Regions from separate parts of the Homo sapiens genome. Here all the other regions are linked to region 1. A link is a contact called in ENCODE Hi-C or POLR2A ChIA-PET data. All regions are on one chromosome and are shown on one strand. The core of a region is the stretch at or near the end of the contact, and the rest is flanking DNA. Distances in the headings are between cores, read along the strand shown. Region 1 has its middle 150 kb from the start of ZNF365. Region 2 overlaps LINC02625 (long intergenic non-protein coding RNA 2625). Region 3 overlaps ARID5B (AT-rich interaction domain 5B).

The links. A loop is a pair of places that touch in the nucleus more often than their neighbours do. ChIA-PET counts read pairs that join two places held with the same protein, here RNA polymerase II (POLR2A). Pooled maps may share reads with other maps.
Region 2: a pooled map shows a loop between it and region 1 (4-fold over the local background). The contact joins two enhancer-like sites. A Hi-C loop is called at or near these places in 1 of 37 single-sample maps with no recorded cell type and 1 of 50 pooled maps. POLR2A ChIA-PET finds 5 or more read pairs at or near these places in 1 of 52 experiments (activated T-cell).
Region 3: a pooled map shows a loop between it and region 1 (6-fold over the local background). The contact joins two enhancer-like sites. A Hi-C loop is called at or near these places in 8 of 50 pooled maps. POLR2A ChIA-PET finds 5 or more read pairs at or near these places in 3 of 52 experiments (CD8-positive, alpha-beta memory T cell, WTC11 and activated CD4-positive, alpha-beta T cell).

Annotation. Positions count from the first base shown.
Region 1 is chr10:62,526,162-62,528,735 of GRCh38, forward strand. No RefSeq gene overlaps it. Among named protein-coding and RNA genes, the nearest start is that of ZNF365, 150 kb to the left of the region's middle. RefSeq lists an enhancer at 1,170-1,389. Within about 2 kb of position 1,295, at least 5 of the 41 ENCODE cell types and tissues checked have a DNase peak (open chromatin) inside an H3K27ac peak, as active enhancers do.
Region 2 is chr10:61,785,561-61,788,134 of GRCh38, forward strand. All of the region lies in intron 3 of LINC02625 (long intergenic non-protein coding RNA 2625), which reads right to left. Among named protein-coding and RNA genes, the nearest start is that of LINC02625, 81 kb to the right of the region's middle. Within about 2 kb of position 1,276, at least 5 of the 41 ENCODE cell types and tissues checked have a DNase peak (open chromatin) inside an H3K27ac peak, as active enhancers do.
Region 3 is chr10:61,986,830-61,989,403 of GRCh38, forward strand. All of the region lies in intron 3 of ARID5B (AT-rich interaction domain 5B), which reads left to right. Among named protein-coding and RNA genes, the nearest start is that of ARID5B, 86 kb to the left of the region's middle. RefSeq lists enhancers at 1-94, 94-233, 1,334-1,583. Within about 2 kb of position 1,287, at least 7 of the 41 ENCODE cell types and tissues checked have a DNase peak (open chromatin) inside an H3K27ac peak, as active enhancers do.

The DNA of each region.
Region 1 (2,574 bases), core at 45-2,544:
GCTGAGACTTCCCAGTGTATTTTGCATTTCTCTAAGTATGTCCTTCATTTCCAAAAATTGTGATTGTTTTCTATTTATGCTATTTCACCGAAGATTTTTCCCTTCTGTATTAGTCCATTTTCATACTGCTACGAAGAAATACCCAAGACTTGGTAATTTATAAAGAAAAAGAGGTTTTATGGACTCACAGTTCCACATGGCTGGGGAGGCCTCACAATCATGGCAGAAGGCAAAGGAAGAGCAAAGGCACATCTTACATGGCTGCAAGAAAGCATGTGCAGGGGAATTGCCCTTAATAAGACCATCAGATCTCATGAGACTTATTCACTATCATGAGAACAGCATGGGAAAAACTCTGCTCCCATGATTCAATTACCTCCCACTGTGTCCCTCCCATGACACATAGGGATTATGGGAGCTACAATTCAAGATGAGATTTGGGTGGGGACACAGCCAAACCATATCACCTTCATTTCCTGTATCATTGTTTTGGTTTCATTAAGTTGGACTTCATCTTTCTCTGGTGTCTCCTTAATTTGCTTAATAATCGACCTTCTGAATTTTTTTTCTGGCAATTCAGAGACTTCTTCTTGGTTTGGATCCATTGCTGGTGAGCTAGTGTGATCTTTTGGAGGTGTTAAAGAAACATGTTTTGTCATTTTACCAAAACTGTTTTTCTGATTCCTTCTCATTTGGACAGACTATGTCAGAGGGAAGATCTGGGACTCAAGAGCTGCTGTTCAGATTCTTTGTCCCAAGGGGTGCTCCCTTGATGTAGTGCTCTCCCCTTCCCCTAAGGATGTGGCTTCCTGAGAGCCAAACTGCAGTTATTTCTCTTCTGGATGTAGCCACTCAGTGGAGCTACTGGGTTCTGGGCTGGTACTGGGGAGTGTCTGACCAAAGTCCTGTGATGTGAACCATTTTCATGTCTACCATCTTCAGGTGTCTCAGTCTTGGATACCAGCACCTGTTTTGGTGGAGTTGGCAGGGGAGTGAAATGGATTCTGTGAGGGTCCTTAGTTGTAGTTTTGTCTATTGCACTAGTTTTGTATTTGTTGGCCTCCAGCCAGGAGGTGGCACTTTCAGGGGAGCATCAGTTGCCATAGTATAGGGAGGATCAAGGCAGTGGGTGGAGCCCTAGAGCTCCGAAGAGATTATGTCCTTTGTCTTTGGCTACAAGGGTGGGTAGAGAAAGACCATCAGGTCGGGGCAGGGTTAGGCCTGTCTGAGCTCAGGCTCTCCTTGGGTGGGGCTTGCTGCAGCTGCTGTGGGGTATGGGGATGTGGTTCTCAGGCCAGTGAAGTTATGTTCCCAGGGGGATTGTAGCTGCCTCTGATGTGTCATGCAGGTCACCAGGGAAGTCGGGGAAAGCTGGCAGTTACAGGCTTCACCTAGCTCCCATGCAGCCCAAGAGGCTGGTCTCACTCCCACCATGCCCCCACCAACAGCACTGAGTTTATTTCCAGGCAGCCAGTGAGCAGGGCTGAGAACTTGCCACAGGCTACTAGCCTTTTAGCTGAGAAAGCAAGCAGGGCTTTCAGGTCTTGTGCCTCCCTGCCTGCTGCGGCTTCTGTGCTGTGTATCCACTCCCGATTCACCTCCTCCCCCAGTTTCTATCGAGGAAATTTGTGTTCAGTTGAAATTGTTACAAAGTTCAGCTGGAAGTTTCTTTCTCCCTGTGGTCTTTTCCCAGTTCCTCTGGCAGCCCTTCCCAAGGATCTCTGTGAGACTAAGTCAGAAATGGCTTCCCTGGGGACCGAGAGAGCCCACAGGGCTCTTCCCACTACTTCTACCCTTGTATTTTGCTTAGCTCTCTAAATTTGTCTCAACTCTAGGTAAGATCAAATCCTTCTCCCATTATCTGGACCTTCAGTTTCCCCCGTGAAGGTGTGTGTTCAAGGGCAGACAATCCCCCTTTCACACTTTGGGCACTCACATTTTTTCAACCATCTTCTGGGGCCTGCAGGAGCAATCTGCTTCCTTCAAAGGGTCTGTGGATTCTCTAGGCTTTCCGGGTATGTTCCTGCAGTAGTTCTTGGAGTAAAAGTTTACAATGTGCATCTCCACAAGCTGCTCTGTCCATCTGAGTGGGAGCTGGAAGTTAGTCCTGCCTTCTATCCACCATTTTCCTGCTGTTCAAATAAATGCCTTTTCTTTATAAATTACCCGGTTTCAGGTATTTTGTTATAAGCAACAGAAAACAGACTAAGACAGACAGCTTTAACCATTACCAAGTTCTTCCTGCCATTAAGCTAAACTGATTCCTTGTAATGTCTTTCCTTTAGTTCTATTTGTGTCTGCTTGCTTATAATACATTTAGTGTTTCTTCTATTAAACAGTCCTTTAGCTATTTGAAGACAACTATGCTGTTTCCAGCCCTACTCTAGCCTCACTCCTAAACTTTCTCTTCTCTCGAATATTCAAAACCAGTTCCTCATACTGAACTTTAACAAAGATCAAGGTTCTGTTTGAGGCAGAAAAAAAAAAAAAAAGAACTGAAACAGTGACTCTTTTTTGTTTGACCACATCCTCTTGTTTATCTTGAAAATCAAGGTGGATAGACTATGAATGTGA
Region 2 (2,574 bases), core at 26-2,525, 740 kb before region 1:
AAGAAGGCAAATAGGTAGACAGAGATGATTGACAATGTCCACGTGCACATCCACAGATGTTCCTGAATCAGCTACTTTGTCAAGACCCCACCCTAGGTGCTTCTGGTAAAGAGGTAAGGCTTGTCCTGGCTTCCAGGATCTCACAGTGTAGGGGAACAAGGGAAATTGCCATTTCTTAATCACTTATCGTTTGCTAGTAGACTTTGTTGATTTCATTCATACAATAAATATTTTGTTTTTGTTCTAGTTTATGAGACAGATGAATAAGTTAGGTTTCCTAATCCCTTATAGAGGGAGCCAGACATGACATCAGTACTTACACAAAACGTTTTCAATTATAACTGAGGCAAGTACTACAAGGAAAATCATAGCACATGGTCTAATGGAGGAGGAGGAGGAGTTAGCATGACTTGGTCTGAGGGTCCATGGAAGCCCTCCCAGAAAAAAGCTGTTCCAGCTGGGTTCTGGGGCCAAGCATGAATTAGTCCAGTGGAAGGAACAGCACCAGCAAAGGCCCTGAGTTGGAAGGAGCTTACTCCAAGAATAAGGTACATATTATTATCCCCATTTTACACATGAAGTAGCTGAGATCTACAAAGATTAAGTAACTTCCTAAGGTTATGCATAACACATAAACTCAAAGATAGCGATCTACCATATAATCCAGCCTCTCCTAGAAGCAGAAACAAAGATACACGGCAGCCTTTAAAAACAATTATCAGGAGACCCTCTCATGCCCCTCAAGGCCACTGCTCCTCCTGAAGGAGCTAAGGACAGGTTTTCATTTGCTCACTCTACTGGGCTCCAGATCAAATTAAATTAAAAGCCAGCTATTTCAGACGAAAAAGTCCTGCGTCCTTTTTGGGAATAAAATCGTCTTCCCTCCTCCCCAGGGCCTTTCATACCATTATGGTGCAGTCCCAAGCTATCAATGATAGTGAAAAAATGGGGCTTTGCGATAGAGGAAAGAGGCTATTCAAACTGCTCCTGATTTCTATAAAAGAGAGATCTTTTGATCTTTGAAACAGCCATAGGGCAGTTTGATCTTTCTCAAACTCATTTATTTTAGATTCTTGCAAATTTCTTTTCTGTAGGTTTACTTCCTCAGAAAACTCAATATTCAATTGAACAGTGACTTTTATACATTGAAATGCAATATTGAATAACTGAAGCCTAATAAATGCCATCCCGCCTATATAGGATATTTTAAAAATCATAAAAGGGCTGATTGAGCCCGATCCAGGCAAAGATGACAAAGCGAATTCAATGCTTCTTTTGAAAATGAGTCATGGTCAGAAATACTCACTTTGACCAAAAGCATTTCTTTGAATGCCAGAGGTAAATTTGCTCACTTTCATTTTCTGCCTGGGTTTCAGATCGGCCCTGCAGAACTGAACAAAATCAACTCTGAGAGGCCCTGGCAGCTGTTCCAGATGTAAATGTGAACAGGATACTGAGATTGGGCCTATTTCCTTCTATGTGTTATTTTCAAATTATGCAGATAATATTCAGATATGGGTCTATCAGACTTGGCATATTTTTTTCAGGGAGGAGTAAATCATTGCTATTCTCTGCTGCATTAACATTCCCCAGGACCACCCTCTCTTTTTTTCTTAGAAAAAGGATATTTTCTTGTCACGAGCCTCTAAATTACTGGCACAAGAAGAATCTGACATATGTTCCCAGTCGTGGGGGGGCTCATGGGAGGACAGGTACAACATACTCAATAGATTAGCCAAAAGAAACAGCCTTTGATGTCAGGGAACCTTTCCAAATTTCATGTAAGACTCAAACAATCTGTGGCAAATCAAAGTTCTCAATCAGAACTTCTGTCCCACTTCTCTTGGTGCAGCTATGGCTGGAGGAACTTTTGTTTTAACTCTTTGTAGATTATTACTCAGTTTGAGAGTGTGTTTCTCTCATGACCCTTCCAACATTATGAACTTTAAGAAGATCGATAACTTCATTCTCCATCTTCATCTTAACACATGCACTTTTTCCCTCTTGGATATGTGTTTTAGGAAAATGCAGATTAGCATTGCCAAAGAGCCAGTTGTTTTTAGCAACATTCCCCTCGGTGTGACCTCCTAAGAAGGTCTGATTTTATAAACCATTAAAGGAACACTACGTTTTCCATACTCCCTGTATCAGCTAAAGGCTGGAAAGGGCAGCAAAAGCAGGATCTCCATGGAGGAGGAATGATAACCACTTGGAAGAAGATGGTGGAGAAAAAGCAGGCATTGGCTATGCACAGAAGATGTCGGTCTTGCTTTAACAATCTCCCTTAAGGCCTGCTGCCCCACACTTTCCTTATGGTGTCAGCATTCCAAGAACATTCTTTGGGAACCAGAGACAAAGATGGCACCAATACCTCAGAGCCTTTTGATTAAAGAGTTGTCGTTTTCCATCTTGGGACCGTGGAAAACAACTTTTACATAAGAAAGTTTCTCTCAAGGGTGAGTAAACTATCCACAGCTTAAAAATAAAAATTGATAATTAATGTCCATGAAAGGGCTCTAAAGAAAAGATTCCCAGCAAATCAAAGGTAAAATTCTGAGCTCATATGACTATATC
Region 3 (2,574 bases), core at 37-2,536, 540 kb before region 1:
TGTGTGCTACATTAGCCTGACTACTTTGCATCTTTTAACTACTGTTAAAGACCCCCCAGGAAGTCACTGTTCTTAAGTCCATTTTACAGTTTGGGAACCCAAGGCTTAACAAAAGGAACCAAAGGAAGACTATAGAGATGGGGTTAGGGTGAAAAGAACCATGAAGACATCTGGGCACTAGTAAGAAGCAAGAGGAAGACATAGTGCTACCTGGTGAAAGCTGCCGTCAGGGTGGAGCTGTGGCCTTGGCCAGAGCTGCCAGGCCAAAGCAGAGATGGGGCAGAGAAGAAATATGACAACTTCTCACTCTTTCCCACATGCGATCTGTTAGGTGTCTCCCATTGGCTGAACAAGCAGAAGCCAGCCAGCCCATGAGGGAGCCCAATGATACAACATTCAGGGGTCACAGAGCAAGGAAGAAAGAATGGGTAATAGATCCGGGAGTAGGATGAGAACAGAGGGACAGTGAATAACCAGAAAAAGAACCAACATTAATTAAAAATCTATCATGTGCTTCGCTTGTTTCCAGGGTGTTAGGAATTCAGACATGCTACAGACCTAGCTCCTGCCCTTCAAAGAACCCATATTCTGGAAAGGAGAGTCCAGCTTGAACAAGTAAATGCAGCCAAGTGTTACAGAGTAACTGTATCTTAGAAATTAAGCTGATATTCGTGATCCAAAATAGCAGATTTCTGGCAGCAAGACTATATTCTCTAGATCAAGGGTCAGCAGAGCCAGATAGTAAATATTTTAGATTTGTGCACCATAAGGTCTCTGAGGCAAATGCACCACTCTATAATCACACAACTGTGCCGTCGTAGTGTAAAAGCAGCCAAAGACAATATGTAAATGAATGTGCATGACTATGTTGTAATAAAACTTTATTTACAAAAACAGGTGTTGGGCTGAATTTGGCCCATAGTTTGCCAACCCTTTCAAACAGAAATAACCTTAAAGAAATATCTGAGAGATACCCAGAAACAGGGATCTGTAGCACTGGTAACTCATGGTATGAAACCACAGAACTATCACTGGAATTAATATAGTAGTCACGAGCAATTTGTTTATTGTCTTTTATGAGAAAAGAGAGGTAGGTTTGGATGTTAGAGATTGGGGAAAAGGGGATATTTGCTGTGGAAATGATTTTCAGCAGATGGTAGGTACTTTGGGAAAGGTGGCTAAACTAGAGCCATCCTCCTCCTGTCTTACATCAGCTTACTCAGTACTAACCCTGTACAAAAAGGAAGTAAAACAGAGCACATCTGTATCATCAGCTTTCAATGATGTTCTTCCATGGTGCACTGTGACAGCACATTAGAAGGTGCCGGAGTTTTTATATGACTGCTTTGCCGTGAGATTAAATAGTGGTTTCAGTTTCCAGTAGGTTTCATAAGTATCTCTTTCAGCTGTTAAATTACTTTTAGTAATGTGCACACTAGAAAAAGAAAGAAAGAAATATCCATTCTGAACAACTGGGTGTCATGACAGAAAACAGAGCAGATGGTTTTGTGGACATGGCACCAAGTGAACCTGTAGCTGGTTACAGCAGAAGGATATGTTTAACCCAGAGGAGAGGGCTCTCACCAGGTCTTAACAGTTGAAGCTTTTAAGAGATTATTATTTTACTTTGAATTGATTTTTGTTATTCACCAGAAACCAAAGGTGGCAAGCGAGAATCTCTACTAAAATAACTATACTTGCTAACTTTGGGTCTTTGTTGGGGCTTTGGGGTATCAGAACAATGAAATAACAGGCACTGTGAGGCTTTTCCTCCTGTTCTGTTCTCCTCTCCTAGCTATATTTCAGAACATCTTATCTCAAGATAGTTGGCCAAAAGGAACCTGTACACAGAACAACCTCATTTTTCCCAAGTGCCTCTTCGGACCCAGGACACAATGATTTTAAAATTTCTTTTCAGGCAGACGCTCTAAAGAGAGCTATGCTGTTCAATAAGGTAGCCACTAGCCACCTGTGACAACTAAGCCCTTGCAATGTGTCTTGTCCACTTCAAGAGATGCTATAAATGTAAAATACACACTATATTTTGAGAGCTTACTATGAAAAAATAATGTAAATATGTCACTAGTAATCTTTTTTTTTCTTTTACTTTTTTTTTTTTTTTTTGAGTCTTGCACTGTCGCCCAGGCTGGAGTGCAATGGTGCAATCTCGGCTCACCGCAACCTCTGCCTCCTGGGTTTAAGTGATTCTCCTGCCTCAGCCTCCCAAGTAGCTGGGACTACAGGCATGTGCCACCATGCCTGGCTAATTTTTTGTATTTTTAGTAGAGACGGGGTTTCGCTGTATTAGCCAGGATGGTCTCGATCTCCTGATCTCAAGATCCGCCCACCTCAGCCTCCCAAAGTGCTGGGATTACAGGCGTGAGCCACCGTGTGCGGCCAGTAATCACTTCTATTGATCACATGTTAAAATAATATTTTGGATATACTGGGTTAGATAAAATAGCTTACTAAAGTTAATTTCACCTGTTTTCTGTTTACATTTTCAATGTGTTAATTACAAGTTGGCTCACATTGTGTTTCTATTGAATAATGCTGCTCTAAAAGATTTTTGAA